2 separate regions of the Homo sapiens genome follow, and region 2 is linked to region 1. The links are chromatin loops, found by intact Hi-C in ENCODE. Cell type or tissue: heart left ventricle. All regions are shown on one strand. Links, peaks and the distances in the headings refer to the core of each region. The heading gives the core; the rest is flanking DNA. Region 1 holds the start of LOC105369816 (a long non-coding RNA gene). Region 2 has its middle 58 kb from the start of LINC02421.

Region 1 (8,340 bases), core at 295-8,294:
CATGAGTTGTGGGAGGGATGTGGTGGGAGGTAGTTGAATCATGGGGGCAAGTCTTTCTCATGCTGTTCTCGTGACAGTGAATAAGCCTCATGAGATCTGATGGTTTTAAAAAGAGGAGTTCCCTGCACAAGCTCCCTCTGTCTGCCTGCTGCCATCCACATAAGATGTGACTTGCTACTCCTTGCCTTCCTCCATGATTGCGAGGCCTCCCCAGCCATGTGCATCTGTAAGTCCATTAAACCTCTTTTCTTCCCAGTCTTGGGTATGTCTTTATCAGCAGTGTGAAAATGGACTAATACAAACAGCATCCTTACAACCTCATTTAACCTTAATTACTTCCCTAAAGGCCCTATCTCCAAATACAGACACATTGGGGGTTAGGCTTCAACATATGAGTTCTGGGAAAACACAATGCAGTCAAAACATCATGCAACCTAACCTGTTCACATATTCTGAGGATAAGGACATGGACATCTTTGGCCAAGCCATTGTTCTGTCTGCTGTGATGCTGTACTTTGAATTGCAAACCCCTGATGGTGATATGCTCGAGGTCAAATGAGGGAATCATGGTAAGTCTGAGCTCAGACTGGGTGAGCAGGAGGAGGAGAAAGACACTGTGTAGGACAGCTGCTCTTTTGCCTTTTTTCCCAAAGTGGTTATAATAGAAGCTTGGGCCACTTCCAAACAGAGAGCCAACCTTCCTCTCTGGCACTGGTTCACAGAATAGCAACATGAGCGCTTAATCAGAGTAAAAGGTGGAAGTGGCCATGGTGTCAGGGCCTCTAAACCATGGGATTATCAAAATAGCAGCACTGTGGTGGCTCGCAGGTGCCCAGAAGTTAATCTGAACACTATTAAATAGTGTGTGCTAAGCAGATCCTGGTCAGGGGCCTGGGAGTCAAGTACTCCATCCTTGGTTTTAAAATTCTCATTTCAAAATATCAGGATGCATGGATCAGACAAGAAATAAGCGCAATGTACTATTTATTGTAAGGGAGCATGTCTTGAAAAAAGTCCAGAGAGAAGCTGATTCCCAGAGTGGGAAAAACCTCTCATCTTTATGTTCCCTTTTTATCATTCATGAAGGTCACTGGGCTAATCAGCCCATTACTCATCATTTGTGCGTCAGGACACACAAGAATGTAGCCATCTTGATAAAAGGCCTCACTGCTCTCAAAAGGAAATAATTAGCCTAGAGGGTAAGAGACTTGCAGATTCCAAACCTAAAAGGAGATAGGGAGTATCTGAAATAGGAAAACAACTCAACTGCAGCTCCCTTCTACCTTGTCATCCCAGGGAGGCCACCTCTTACTGCTGGCCAGAGGGCTTGTTAATGATGTTTACCCAGAAGTAGCTACCATTCTGATATCACCCAAAAGATCAAGCACTGAAAGTATAAAAGAAAGGAGACTAAGATGATTAAGAAATACTTGCTGTCCTTTTCCCATACCACTGAAGGCATACACACATATGGACAAATATCACATTAAAGAACAAATTAGTAAATTATACTATGGCCGAGTGTGACAGCTCATGCCTATAATCCCAGTACTTTGGGAGGCTGAGGCAGGCGGATCACTTGAGGTCAAGAGTTTGAGACCAGCCTTGCCAACATGGTGAAACTCCGTCTCTACTAAAAGTACAAAAATCAGCCGGACATGTTGCCACATGCTTATAGTCCAAGCTACTTGGGAGGTTGAGCCAGGAGAATCGCTTAAACTCGGGAGGTGGAGGTTGCAGTGAGCCGAGGTCTTGCCACTGCACTCCAGAATGGGTGACAGAGCGAGACTCCATCTCAATAATAATAATAATAATAATAATAATAATAATAATAGGAAGAAGAAGAAGAAGAAGAAGAAGAAGAAGAAGAAGATACAAAAGCATCTGTGCTCTTCATATTATACAGGTTTGTAAAGGAAAAACCCAACAACCTATACATTAACTGAGATCTAGTCTCAGCCATATCCTGAAAACAATGTCCATGTGTCAAGACAAGAATTGAAGCAATGCACACTGAAATAGAAGTCTATTATTCAACCACTAAACTGCCCCTTCCTATGCCTATGGAATTTGCTAATTAGCAATAAGACATTGTTAATCAATTATAGCGTTGTTTTCTGCTGAACCCTGAGGAAACTGCATAATCCTAAGGCAGGGTTCTAGGCAGCCACTACCAAGCATTCAAGGTTGGCACTAGAAATGATACCTATTTGCCTTCCTGGCATATAACATTTCTAATTTCTCCCTCTCCACTGGCTTCTTCTTTACTTCCTCCAACACACATAAGCCTTTATATTCAATAACAAACAGTTGTGGAATGCCTACTGCATGCCAGTGCTGTTTAAGGCAATAGGAAATACAGAGGTAACAAGAACTAGCATAATGTAACTTACACTTATTGAGGGAGACAGACAATAAACAATCATTAAACAGATAAATAAGGTTTTTCCAGACACTGATCAGTGTCTTTTGTAAGACACTTAAAAAAAAAATAAACAGGGTAACGTGACAGAGAAGGACTAGGGGTGGGGGAAATGGGCACTGGTAGAGTGGCCAAGGAAGTACTATCTAAGCAGATAGTGTCAGATCTAAGTGATAAACAGTAAGACACCAACCACACAAGGAGAGAGCGCAGAGGGGTTTCAGCAGAGGGAGCAGGAAGTACTAATGTCCTGAGGCAGGAATGAGACAGACATTCAGGAAACACACAGAAAACAGATGTGGCTGGAATGCACTGAGCCAGGGAAGAATGGAACCAAATGACGTTGGAAAGAAGCAGGAGCCCAATCGCAAAGGGCTTTGAAGGACATGTCAAGGAAATTACCCATGTTATCCTTAGTGTGATGAGAGGTCAGTGGAGAGTTTAAGTAGAAGAAAGTACTAGACTGATTACTTTTGCCTACCTGGAAAAAATACTCACTTGCTCCACCTTTGCTCATCATCTTTCTCTCCATCTCCCCACATTCACGGCCGACGTTCATGAGCGGGCCTGTACCCACCACACCATTTCCTCACCACCAGCCTCCAGGCACTGGGTAATACGTTCCATTTCCTGCACTCTCTCCAAAACTCCTTCTCAAAGCCATCTCAAAGATGCCTTCCTTTGTGCACATCTCTCTTGAACCACCCTCCCCAAGCAATTTACTCACTCACAAACTTTTACTGAGGCCCTGTTTTGTCCCAAACTTTATGTCAGTCCCTGGGGATCGTCCCTTTATGTCAGCAAGAAAGACAGTCCCTGGCCCTCAAGGAACCCAAAGTGTGATAATTAAACCAGCCTGACCACTCAATTCTAAGGTCTAGAAAGTAGTCACTGAGATGAACATGGGAGATGGCAGGATCCTCTCAGTTCATCTGATGAAGGCTGAGTGAGGGAGACAGGCAGGGCAGAGGGAGGAAGCACAGCTACTTGAGACATGGGGACAGCAGGAGTGAGCCAGGCCAAGGAGAGGGCCATATTCCAAGTTGGTGGAAACCAGAAGTGAGAAAGTACCTGGCAAATGTAGGAACTGGTTCACATGGTTCAATAGGCCAGGAAGCAAATTTCCTCCCTATTATTAAAGTGCTCTGTTTACTTAGTCCATAGCAGTTTTCTTTTGGTTTTATTCATTCCTTACAAATGTTTTTCTTTATAATAATGTATTGAGTTTTTAAATATATTTTTAAAATATGGTTATTGTGAAAACTGATGAAAAATATATAAGAAAATTAAAATTAGTATCAGCTACCTGTTAATACTTTGCTGTATTTCTTTCTAATTCTTTTCCCAATGCCATCTCTGCCTCTGCCTTTGCCTGCTTTGGTAGGGAGGACATTCACTTGTGTGCCCCCCTTTTTTTCTTTAATATTACACTGTAAACATGTTGTTCATAATTGATATAATTTATTAAGCAAACCTCTGTTAATAGATACAAGGTTTTTTTCTAAGTTTGTGCTAGTAGATATGATTATTCTTGTACATAACTCTTTGTTTACATCATGGATTCTGATACCAATTTCTGGAAGTAGAATCAACAGGTAAAAATGAATGAGCATTTCTAAAGCTCTTGGTACAGATTACCAAGTGCCCTCCAGAAAGGCTCTGCTAATTATGCCCCAGCAGCATCAAACGAGTGCTTTATATCACTCCACACCCTTGCTAGCAATAAAAATGGTTGTTTAATTAATTGTTGATATTTTGTGGGTTAAAAATAAACTCATGGCTTTAATTTTTATTACTTTGATTTATAATTTATAATTTTTTTGGTCCATTTATGTTGCTCATGTAAATTTTTTGAAGGTATTATTGTCTCTTTTTTCCACTGGAATATTAGCATTTTTCTTACTGGTTTTAAATGTCCTTTATAGATTAATTACATTGCATCTGTAATTTTTACGTAGTCACGCTGTAAAAACACTTTTTTTCAGCCTACATTATTTCAATTACAAAAATAGCAACACAAATGGTATCCTCAGAATCCTGCGTAGCCTTATCCCCACCTCACTTCACTTCTTAAACAGAACTTCTGGTGGAGGACCATTCTTCCATCAAATGATCTCTCTCAACTCCTCCCAGATGGTTAGAAGTCCTCTGTCTCATAGAGTGGCACCATCTCCATATGGCTCCCCTCCAGTTTTTCTCCATAGGAAACCAGAATGATTTTTTTTTTGTTTTTTTTTTAATTTATTGTACATGCATCAATGGCTTCCTGGTGTAATCAGAATAAATTCCCAGCTCCTCCAAATGGTCTGTGTGGCCTTCTCCAAGGTCCGGCATTGCATTTCTGTCCCTCCTTATCCTGCACGAGCTTTCCCCTGGCTCACCAAACTCCAGACTTGGCAAGCCTCCACCCCGTGCTCTGGCCTGCTCTTCAGCTCCTTCCTCCTTCAGAACACCACATCCACGCCACTATGCCAGAGCGGCCTTTGCTGACTTCCCAGTCTGTTATTCTTTCTCACGAATCTAGCTGCTTCTTCTCATGCTGGGCACTGCTTACAAACTATAAACATTTTATGATTGTCTGGTTAACAAGTACCTCCCTTACTAACATGGTATCTTCATACATCACTTGCTTTTTGTTTTTCTTTTCTTTTTTTTTTTTTTGCCAGTGTGTGCCCAATGGGAAGGATGGAGGGAAACAGGGGAGAGGATTCTGCTGCCTTCTCAACTCAGTTCTACTCACCTTGCAGTTAGCAGAGAGATTGCCAGTGTTACCTTTTGGTAAGGGTGATCTTGCTCAACCTCAGCTTAAAGAGGACTTTGTAGGGGCAGTGACATCTGGTCTGGGCTGAATCTCACAGGATGAGGCAGAGATTGGCAAATGCACTCTAGACAGAGACAGCACATGTGTTGTGGCTACAACAACATGGCACATTTGAGAAAAACCACAGGACAAGGCCTACCTTCCGAAGAAATTATTCTCCCTTCTTCACACTGCCACAAACCCAGTCTCTTTGCCCATCCTTTGCATTATGCCAAAAATTATACACGTAGGTGCTCAGTAAATACTGGATGACATACGAATGAATGATTCATGACATCCCTCAGTTAAAGCAATTTGCTTCTCCTAGAATATCCTTTTTCTCTCTCTCAATCTGAATTCCATCAAGTCCTGGCTGGAGACCCACCTTCTGAAAGCTATTATTATCCAAGAGCAACACAAATGACCTGCACTTATTCTGAATTTCATCTTTCAATGTTCTAAACTTAATATTTTCTGTCCAATCTTGTCTTCCTAATTAAACATAATGTCCTCAAAGGCAGGGATTGATCTCCTCCTTCTCCTCCTCTTTCACTTTTTATAATTTTTTTTTTGTTTTGGTAAACTCAAATATGCCAAATCCAAATATACCATCTTAGAGAGTAAAAGTTTAATTTCTATGAAAGGAAGGGAAGAAGAAAGGCAGGGAGGGGGAGAGGGAGTTTGCCTTGCTTGCTCTTGAGCTCCTTCCTCCTTCAGAACACCACATTCAGCCACTAGGCCACAGCAGCCTTTGCTGACCTCCTAGTCTGTTTTTCTTTCTCACGAATCTAGTTGCCTCCCTCTCCCCCTCCCTCCCTTCTTCCCTTCATTCATTTTAGTCTTAATATAAAAACTTAATATGTAAAATCCCCCCACCCCATTTTTATAATCTTTTTAAAATTTAAAATTTCCTGAAAAGAATTTGAATGAATGAATAAACAAGATTCTACTCAAAGGCTTCAAATCTTCAGCAAAAGATAGTATACCAGTGCTTCATACTTTGTAACCAAAGGCATTAATTTGCAACCCTTTCTTTTCTTAAACAAGTAAGATACTGTGATTCCTTTTGATGCAATGTAGCAAACCAGACACAAATAGCAACAACAACTTTTCAGACACAAAGAGACATCACTGTTATTTCTACCTTAATGCAGATGGGCCTGGACTTATGAAAGGGCTACTTCCTGATAAACCCATCCGAAGTTGAAAATGTTGTAAACTGAAAGTGCATTCAATACCAGATAAACCCATCACAAACTCAAAACATTTTAAGTTGACCTATTGTAAATCAGAGAGCATCTGTTTTTCTGTATCCTTATGAGCCCTCAAATCCATTTTCTTTAAATGTCCATCCCCATCCTGTGGGCCAGTCTGCCATATCTTGCAAACACTTCCAGTTGGGCTTCCTTCATCTACTCTTACCCTTCTCAGTACTTTCCTATAAAGACAGCCAGGAAGAGCCAATCTGCTCATGGCATTTCCTCCTCAAAAATCTCTTGGTGGCTTCCTTACTTATAGGGTAAGGACCAAAATCCTTAATAGCACCTACAGGGCTTGGCATGTTCTGGTTCACCTCATCACTTTCGTTTCACACCAAATTCTCTCATTCTCTGGGCTCTGGCCAAGTGGCCCTGCCTTCAGTTGTTCACCTTATTTCCTCTAGCTAGCTACAGGGTCTCTATTCATGCTCTTTGTTCCTCAGCTCAAAAGCTATTTGTTTCCTGGGGAAGCCATCTTTGATCCATACAACATTGCACACACACTCAGCACAACATGCTTTTTCTTCACAGCACTTACTACTTTGCAACTATGCAAAGTATTTGTTGTATAAAATATGTATTTGTTCATATAATTACCCATGTAATGTCTGCCTTCCCAACCAGTCTAAAAACTCCCTGAAAAAGGCACTGTGTGTTTTGTTCAGCATTATATATCCCTAGTGCCTACAAGATTCTGGGCTGTAGGAGGCTTATTTAATAAATATTTGACAAATAAATGCCATCTGCATTTTCTATATATATATTTAAAGCTACCCTAGCCAAAATTCTGATAAACTCAATTTTACAGACAAGGGAAATTAAGTAGGGTATTCCTCTTCAGATAAAAAGATGACAAATTCGCCCAAATGTACTCATACATTTATTTGCTGCTGGTCCACATAAATTGCTTATAATTAGTTACATTTCTCCCAAAACAATTGAAAACAATTCAGTAAGCTTTACTTAAATGATTTGGGGCTTTTCATGGGCTTTTGCTTTGCAAATAGCATACTTCATTTTTACAAATGAAGAAATAGCCTTAATATATAAAACTCCTCAAACTTAGGAGGGGAGATAAATTGGGATAAAAAGCAAGGAAAGACACAATATTTTAGTTTGTAAAATTGGTTTATTTACAAATTGGTATTTTAAAATTGTATTTGAAATTTTTATTTTTATATATTTCCCTGGCAGGCATTCTATATTTTCTTAAATATGGAGGCAAAGGATAGGAAACCTGAGTAAATTTAAGAGATTTACCTGCTGCTACAGTCAGTAAAATTTAACTTTTAATCCCTGAGTATCAGTAAAGTGTCAAAAATAGTATTTTCATACTTTCAAATGTAAAAAAAAATTTAAGAACACAGAAAATAAAGAATGAAGCTACTATAATTAGCCTCTCCACAAATAACAATGAGAAGTCACTCTCTTACAAATTAACTGAGGGTGTGTGCACATGCATTAAGTTATTAGGTGCACTTAGACACTACGATGCTCTAGTCCTCAACTTTTTAGTTTGTCCCATTTGAAAAATATTCCTGGAAACTGATATGTAACTTAAATAATAGAAATGCCCATTGCTAGCTCAACTTCCCCCCCTTTCTAAACTTTTGTGTTTTATGTATTATGGATTTTCCCTTACTGTCCAAGACCAAAATTACCTGATTACAACCTAAGCCTCAAACTGCAATGTTTTTGTAGTCAACTTTGGAGCAAGTCACTTCAGTTTCCTCAAGTATCAAATGAGGATAATTATAGCTCATAGGGATGTATAAGGATAAACTGATGTTCATCCAACATCATGAAATCTCCAAGGAGCTTTCTATGTAAGGGGTAATGCTCTTCTGGAACATGTGATA
Region 2 (8,340 bases), core at 133-8,132, 120 kb before region 1:
GACTATGTGAAAAGACCAAATGAAAAGACCAAATCTACGTTTGATTGGTGTACCTGAAATTGATGGGGAGAATGGAACCAAGTTAGAAAACACTCTTCAAGATATTAGCCAGTAGAACTTTCCCAACCTAGCAAGGCAGGCCAACTTTCAAATTCAGGAAATACAGAGAGTACCACAAAGATACTCCTCAAAAACAACAATCCCAAGACACAATTTAATTGTCAGATTCACCAGTGTTGAAATGAAGGAAAAAATCTTAAGGGCAGCCAGAGAGAAAGGTTGGGTTACCCACAAAGGGAAGCCCATCAGACTAACAGCAGATCTCTCGGCAGAAACCCTACAAGCCAGATGAGAGTGGGGGCCAATATTCAACATTCTTAAAAAAAAGAATTTTCAACCAAGAATTTCATATCCAGCCAAACTAAGCTTCATAAGTGAAGGAGAAAATGTCATCTGTCACCGACAATGAATGCGATATGTTAAGTGAACAGCAGAGTCAGTAATTTCTATAGGTGAGAAGAAAGATTACATGAGATTTAGAGTGACAGGAAAAAATTCATAGGAAATAAAAAAAAAAACCTGGCCTTGACTTGGGTGACAGGTAGACTTTGGCCAGGTGAAAAGGAAGGGAAGGAGAAATATTTTTGAGAGGAGCACTAATGAAAAAAAAAAGATGCAGAGGTAGAAATTGTTAATTCATTCAAAATAGGGATCATTAAGTTATTATAATGTCCAAGATGCTATGATAACTTTCATGGATACAAAATTGAATTAACCATACTCCGTACCCTTACAGAGTGCACATCTAGTTAGAGGACACAATTATAACTACCAGTACTACAGTACAGGTTCTCCAAAGTGAGGGGCAGACTTTCCAGGAAATGTGGAAGATGATCTTTTGGTACACAGAATAAAATAATAGATTTTCCAGTTACATTGTTTTTTAATTTTTATCATTTTAAATTTGTATATGTTTTATGTATAAAATGCAGTACTATATAGTATGCTTACATAATTTAAAAATAAGAATACATATTTTAGTGATGAGTGCTCAGAAATATTTGCTGATAATAGAGCAAGACCAAAAACTACTGTCATGGACTGGATGTCCAGGTCATGTTACACATGCCACACTGGTAGTGTAAAAAAATCCTCTGAGAGCCAGACTCCTGAAGTGGGGGAACATCCACAGGGTGCTGGAGGAGAGGGTGAGGAGGAAGGGATGGAGAGCAATGGATATAGATCAGAGACTGGGACGACATTTAGAAGGTCATGAGTAGCTTAATCTCACAAAAGCCTACAGGTCTTATAGATGATATGCGACTACTAAACCAGGCTGCCTTTCTGACAGTGCAAAGATAAATTGTCATCTGTAGAGGAGTCAGTCATACCTCATTCAAAAATGCTGTAGAAATTGTAGCTAGATAATTAGCCCATAAGAAGGCCAATTTTTTTTTACAAGTTCTTTGATTCTAAACTAGGTATAAGAGTCCCACCCGTTACCGTAAGTTAAACCTTCATGATTCATATCCTTTTGAAGCTTCTATCCACAAACTGTAATATTCTCTATTCAAGAAAGAAGACTTCCATTAAGAAACCCATAAGGCTGAAGTCCTCTAGCCTGTTACTTCCAAATAAGCTACACTCTGAACAGAAGACACTGCCAAGGTTAAATCATTCCTACTGTCTACCAAAGCCCCCTTAACTTGTCAGAGAAAAGACTACACACACATTAATGCTCAATCTTTATACTCAATTTAGCTCTTCTCCAGTAGAAAGTCAAGTTCCTTGTTTCTCTGATTTAGCCCTGATATGAATATGGATGAAAATCAATTTACAAAACACTGCATCCAAGCCCAGAGGAAACACTGCTAAATACCTTTATTTTGTTACTCTGAAATATGAGAAGCGCTAGAAATAAACCCTAGTGACAGAAGGAGCTCATATAGTTGGAGATGCCATTGTATGGCAGAACATCATAGGATTACTGTAATTATGTTGCACTAATATACTACTGAGTTTTAGGACACAGAAACAAATCCATGTCACTTGTGGCTGCTGTTTTGCATAGTTGCTAATGTATTAAATTTATTCTATTTATTGTGTTTTAATTTTAACCATAACCTACAGGCCTCATAAGTACAATTAGAATACAGACTATCACTAAAGAGAAGATTGTTTTATCAGCTACAATCCAATGAGATTCTACTGGCTGCCAGAGAAGAAAAGAAATTCCTCTTCTAAGTAGGCTACTAATTAGCTGTGACCTCAGTAAGCAAAATGCCAACAGAAAGAGAAAACTTCAGATTATTCTAGAAAGAGCCCGTGAATTTCCAGGGTCTTCCATGAAAGGACAATATTTCCTAAAATCAGTGAAATGGTAATAAATCTCTGGCCATCACTGTAACATGGCTAAAACTTTTCCACACATAAGTCTAAGAGTTCTGCTAAGACTCTTCACCATTGCACCCAATGAAGAGCACTCTGAGTGTCATCAGAGTTTCCTGTAAGAATGGAAGTTGTTCCAGTGGACTGATTCCATTTCTCAATGTCAAACTAGAGTGAACTAGTAAAACCACAATGGAGAAAGTAGAGAATAGCACAAACTCTAGAGTTCAGAGCTGAATCAGAGATGCTTCAAATTGGTTATGTAAAATGGGACCCTATAATTAGAAAAAACATACAGCTAGAAGGGTTATTTAATCCAAATTAAACAAAGTGAATCATCTTTCAAGTTTAGCTAGTTAGCATTCTCTATAGATGTAAATTTTAAAAAAATAAGAAAAAAATACATACATTTCTAAATGCTTTTACCATATTGACCCCAGAAATAAGATCTGGAAAGAGCCATTCATTCTTTCCCTCAATTTAAATATCACTTTTGCTTCATTTATCACCTGCTGAAATTTCTTAAATGTCTTCCACTAAGTGATAACATAGGAATCCATTACTGCTTCTCAAAGAGAGCCAGACCACCCTAATAATCCACTAGAGGATTCAGAAGTTATGTTTAATCAAATGTATGCTCATCTGGAAAAGTTCTGAGTTCTGCATTAGAGCACATAATAAATAATAGGCTAGAATTTGGCATTTTTCTTAGTGGAGTTTTAATACTGTAATTTCCTTTTTCCTTCTAGCCTCAAAGCAGTTTCTTATACTATAGGATGACAATCTAGGTTTGAGGGCTACAACTTTCTAAGCTAGTTGCACAATTACTAGCTATTTCAAAAGAGCCATAATTTATATTAACTAAGAAGGAGGAACAGATGAATTGATAGATGAGAGTAGAGATGGATGATTAAATCTGATGAGAAGCAAGACAGGTTGTGCTCTTAACCAGCAGATGAACACCCAAAAACTCATTATGTACATACCAATGATTGTAATTGTTAATAATGTGTATTTGACAACAAATAATCATTCAGCCTTAATTTTTTCCTGTTAAGATAAAACTTAACCCCCACTTAAATGGAACATATCAGAAACATAGAGTGGTTTAAAATTTCCAAAAATACATCCCCCAGACACCATCGTGTGGGGAATTATATTATAACTAGTTCACGGGAAAATGTAATGTCCTCTCAGCTATGGGATGATAAAAAAATCCAATGTAGGCTATTAATAGTAAATGTGTACTGTACATGGAATCTACGAGCTGAAAATATCTTTGGAGGTAATCTAGTCTAAAGTCCCACCCAGTGCAGGAATTCCCAGTAAAACATCCTGGACAGATGGTTATCCTGTCTGTCTACACCTACCAGTGATCAGGAAATATCTTAGAAGGCAACTCATTCAGGGCGGAACAGTTTCAATTTTTGCAAAATTTTCTTTTTAGTGAGATGTGCTGCTTTGTAACTCGTTGGTTACCTACCAGGGTACTAAATCTGTGAAAATGTTTTTTAAGAGACCCTGGCTCATAAAATCATAGTGATTGCCACTTTCTTTCAAGTATACTTTACCCATTAGATATGAGGACAACAACAAAATGGGAGAGTCAAAAAAGATTCTGATATCAAAGTTACGATGCAAAAACATTTGAAACTCTTGTAAAGCATGTTGCTGTGGCATTTAACAGGGATAAATTCAAGGCTCTAACACAATTCAATACACTGATTGCATAAGAAGTGATAGAGCAGATCTGACTTTGGCAGAAACACATGTAAAACTCTGCTTCTCTTTCTACTCAAACTTCAAATACTGAGGCTATCCCTAATTAAAAATAATTAATGAGAAACTATATGTGAGTCAGTAGTGAGACATGGCTAAAAACATCTGAATAATCTTAGCTTAATATTAATAGAAACTTAATTTTCTTGAAGGAACGATGTGAGATTGCCTTTCATTTTTTTTTTTTTTTGTCACGGCCAAAACACATCTTTGAACTCGCCTACAGGTCTGTCTTAGTCCATTTTCTGTTGCTTATAACAGAATACTTGAAACTGGGTCATTTATAAAGGAAATAAATGTGTTTCTTACAGTTATGGAGCCTGGGAAGTCCAAGTTTAAGGGGGTGCTTGTGGTGAGAGCCTTCCTGCTGGAGGGGACTCTAGCATCCTAAGACAGTGCCTGGTGAGGGGGCTGAGTGCGCTAACATGCTAGCTCAGGTCTCTCCTTCTCTTCTTATAAAGCCACCAGATCCCTTCCCATGATATCCCATCAATCTATCAACCCATTAATCCATGAATGAGTTAATCCATTCATGAGGTCAGAGCCCTCAAGACCCAATCACTTCTTAAAGGCCCTACCTCTCAATACTGCCATGTTGGGGATTAAGTTTCAACATGAGTTTTGGAGGAGGCATTCAAGACATAGCAAGGTCTTTGGACAAACTGAATATGTCCAAAAGTGATCAGGATAGCAAAGGATCTGAAAACCATGTCAGAAAAGAAAAGGAAACTGTGGTTAAGGAAGACTAAAGATTGTGCTATGGAAGAAGAGTTAGCCTCAGAAACAGAGAAACAAGGACATGTGAAAATTACAGGGAGTCACATTTCAGCTCACTACAAGAGAGGACTTTCTCAGACAGAGACTGGAAGACTGTTTAATCAAGCATGAGACCTCCAATATTAGTGGTCCTCTATCGGATGTCCTTATGATAGAAACATGATTGAAGAAAAGCAAGCCCTGAAAACAGAATCAAATGTTTATTCAATGCCTATACTTGCCAGCTCCTGGGTGTCCAGGATTTACTGAACAGAACAGACATGAGTGCTGTGCTCACAGGTTTACTGTCTAATTAGAAAGCGGTTGAACTAAGAATCTTTAAAATTTCCTGGTAGCTTTGAGATTCTATGATACTATTAGTCTAAAAGTCCTCTATAATAGAGTTGGGAAAATGTGTCGTATATGACTTCATAAAACACTTTGGAGGAGAAAATCTTTTTATTACATTAGATTCTTTTTTTTTAACATTGGATCTTTAATGCAACATTTTCTGAGCACATGTTATGTTCTGGGTACTGAGGCACCGCCGTGAAGAATAACCTACCCTAAAGGAGGTCACTGTCATCTTCACCTCCCTTTCAAACCTCGTTCTCTTCTCTATTTTGGCCAGTTCAGAGTCCCACTGAATAAGACAACTGCATAATTTATCTTCCAAATCAGGACATTTTTTGAAAGTGATAAGGGTGCTATTAATAATTGTACCAGGACAACAGGTGTAAAAAGGGACTTTCCAGACAAATAAAGACATCTGGTCACACTATTAATATACCCTAAATCTTCTTTGAAGTTGAATGTGCAGACTGGGCATCAATTGCTTTGTCAACCCAGCTCTTTCGACCCTTTTTTTCTGTAGAGTGCTCCTCTCTACTTTGCCCATTCCAGAAGTGTGATTCCTGGTCGCTCTTCAGCCACCACAGGTGGTACCAGGCCCAATCAAGTCTGTCCCTGAGGTATTTTTAGAACTGGCTCTCCCTAATGGTAAGATACAAACTTGGGTACTATTGGTGAGGAAGTGGTTTATGTAGAGAGAATGAAGTTAACATGAAGAAAAGAAGAGGTGAGGAGAAATTGAGAAAGAGGATCCTGGCAGGACTTGACTCGAGTTTCCATTTTCCTGATGATTACCTGCATATCATCGTTTGTTATTTCATTGTTCAATCTTTTAACTATATGAGATATATCATATTCTTCCAATATTGTTCCCTTTTTACTTTAGCTAGTTTGAGTTGGGTTTATGATACTTTCAATCCAAATTGCACTGACTAACCCAAGATGCAAAGAAATGATTTAAGTAGAAAAGGTGGCTCCCAAAAAGCTTCCGTCATTTGACAGAAACCTGTAAGTTTGGCCCTATTCTAGTAATATATTTAAGTAAGTCTGGGGCTTCGTGTCAATTCACCTATGCTCTTCACTGACCCCCAACCTTGAACATCTGTTTGATAAATGTGCTCTCTCCTGGTCTGAGACCAGCCTCATCTTTGCCACCAACTTGTGTTGTTGGGCATCTTTCTTGGTCCTTGTTCCTGAGTGTCTGTTTTGGTAAGTTGTACCTATCACAGGTCCCTCATAGGTTAGGGTCCCTCCTTGATTTTTTCAATCCACAGGACTGACTCCTTCAGCTGTAGATGTGGCCTTGTTACCTGCAGAGGATGCTTCTTGGTCCTTATTGTACTTGCCCTCTGTGCAGCATTAACACTGCTGCTCAGATATTCTTTCTTGTCTTTACTTCTATGACATTAATTTATTCCCATTCTCATCCTACTTCTGTAAGTACTTCTCGATGTGTTCTCATACCACTTCTACTTTTGTCTGCTGCCAAAACTTTAGTGATCTAGGAGAGTCTGCTTATTCCCTCTTTTCCTCTAAATATTCTTCTTAGACAATTTAATTGAATCTTATGACATCAACCACCAACAACAGGCTGATGACTCTCGATCCTGTTTTTCCAAGCCAGTTCTTTCTTGAGCTCTTGATTCATAAATCCAACTGTCTATTGGACATCGTCCACTGGGTGGCCCATTAAGTGCCTCAAACTGAAAGCATCGAAAACTGAACTTGCCTTTTCCACAACACTGTTCCATTTCTGATGTCCACACTAGCAGCTAAAACAGAAACCATTCTAGCTCCTTCCACTTCCTGGAATACAGTTCAGAAGTCACTTTGCCCTCTTAATTCTACCTCCTAATAATTATTGAAGCTGTCCCTATCAATTCTCACTGCCAATGCCTTACTTCTTCTCCCTTCTCTTAGTTCCTTCTCCCTTTTTTCTTTTATTATTTCAATGGTATCTTAAATGGTTTTTATTCATCCAGGCCAGCCGTCTTAAATAAACTTTCTTTGTGCTACTATCATAGTATTTCTAGAATACTCTCAAATTCAAAATTCTCCAGTGACTATTATCTACAAAGCAATGTACAAACTCCTCAGTAAGGCCTGAGAAGTAAGGCCTGAGAAGTCACTCTAGATCTGGCCCAGCCACACTCCCTAGACCCTTGTTCAAACACTCTACCAGCCAGCAATGGAAGGGCATCCACACTGGACAGTTGGCCTTTTTCTTAATGGCCATGCCATATTGTCCTATTTAGCTTCTTGACGAGAATGTTTTATTCATCTTTGTCCAGTGAAGATTTGACACGAAGATTTTTCAATACATGCGCTTGATGGAACCTCTGAACTTTCTATTTGGTTACTCATCACTGTGTCTTAGTGACCCAATGGGACCTTCCACAACTCTATCATTCACAGAGTGGAGGAAGGTCCCAATTGCTGATAGTTGCCCCAGGATCCCCTGTGCTTCTCAAATTAAGTCCTTCAGCAAGCATTGCTCCAGAACTTTACCCAGTTTCTTGCCTACTGCTGTTGTCAGTCTAGTTTGAAACCAGCTTCTTCCTAGTGAGGTCTAAGTAATGGGGAAAGGCTTGACATAGGTCCTAAGAAGTGTCATGAATCCATGTCAGATGATATAAGGAAAAGTAGGGGAGGGAGACTCATCTGAAGGCAACTGTGTGTCAGGATTTGTGCTAGAATGTCTCCATATGTTATTTGACCTAATCCTCTCAGAAACCCTGTGGAATAGACATTACAATTTCCATTTTAAAGAGGTTCAGTGAGGTTCCATAATCTACATAAGGTCACCTAGTTGTTAATTGGCAGAACAGACGATCAATCCAAGCCTGCTTGCTCTACAGCTTATATAATTCCTACATGCCATAATTTCCTCAAGAGGGCTGGTGAATAAAATTTCACAAGTCAAATTCTATTTTGATGACTTTAACTACAAAAGGGATTTATCTACTGATAAAATGTAAAATACCTAAAAATAACACAATTAGTATAACTGATCAATAACACTTCAGGATACATGTGTTTATTCAAGGGCGGGTCTGACTAGGGAGG

What was found. Hi-C counts contacts between places; a loop is a spot of excess contacts. Peaks named below come from ENCODE experiments on the same cell type or tissue, not always from the same donor. Only the 100,000 strongest peaks of a DNase experiment are listed, where the experiment ranks them.
Region 2: a loop joins it to region 1, with 2.3 times the contacts of the local background. A loop is called at or near these places in 12 of 110 quality-filtered maps.

What each region holds. Positions count from the first base shown.
Region 1 is chr12:67,664,415-67,672,754 of GRCh38, reverse strand. It overlaps DYRK2 (dual specificity tyrosine phosphorylation regulated kinase 2), which reads right to left. Exons shown (of 3, transcript NM_006482.3): 3 at 7,349-8,340. It overlaps LOC105369816 (a long non-coding RNA gene), which reads right to left and starts at 1,835. Exons shown (of 3, transcript XR_945052.3): 1 at 1-1,835. In heart left ventricle, for the core only: no CTCF peak of the experiment used is centred there; a DNase peak (open chromatin) is centred at 4,854; H3K27ac peaks cover 1,432 bases.
Region 2 is chr12:67,783,660-67,791,999 of GRCh38, reverse strand. No RefSeq gene overlaps it. Among named protein-coding and RNA genes, the nearest start is that of LINC02421, 58 kb to the right of the region's middle. In heart left ventricle, for the core only: a CTCF peak has its summit at 3,514; no DNase peak of the experiment used is centred there; H3K27ac peaks cover 925 bases.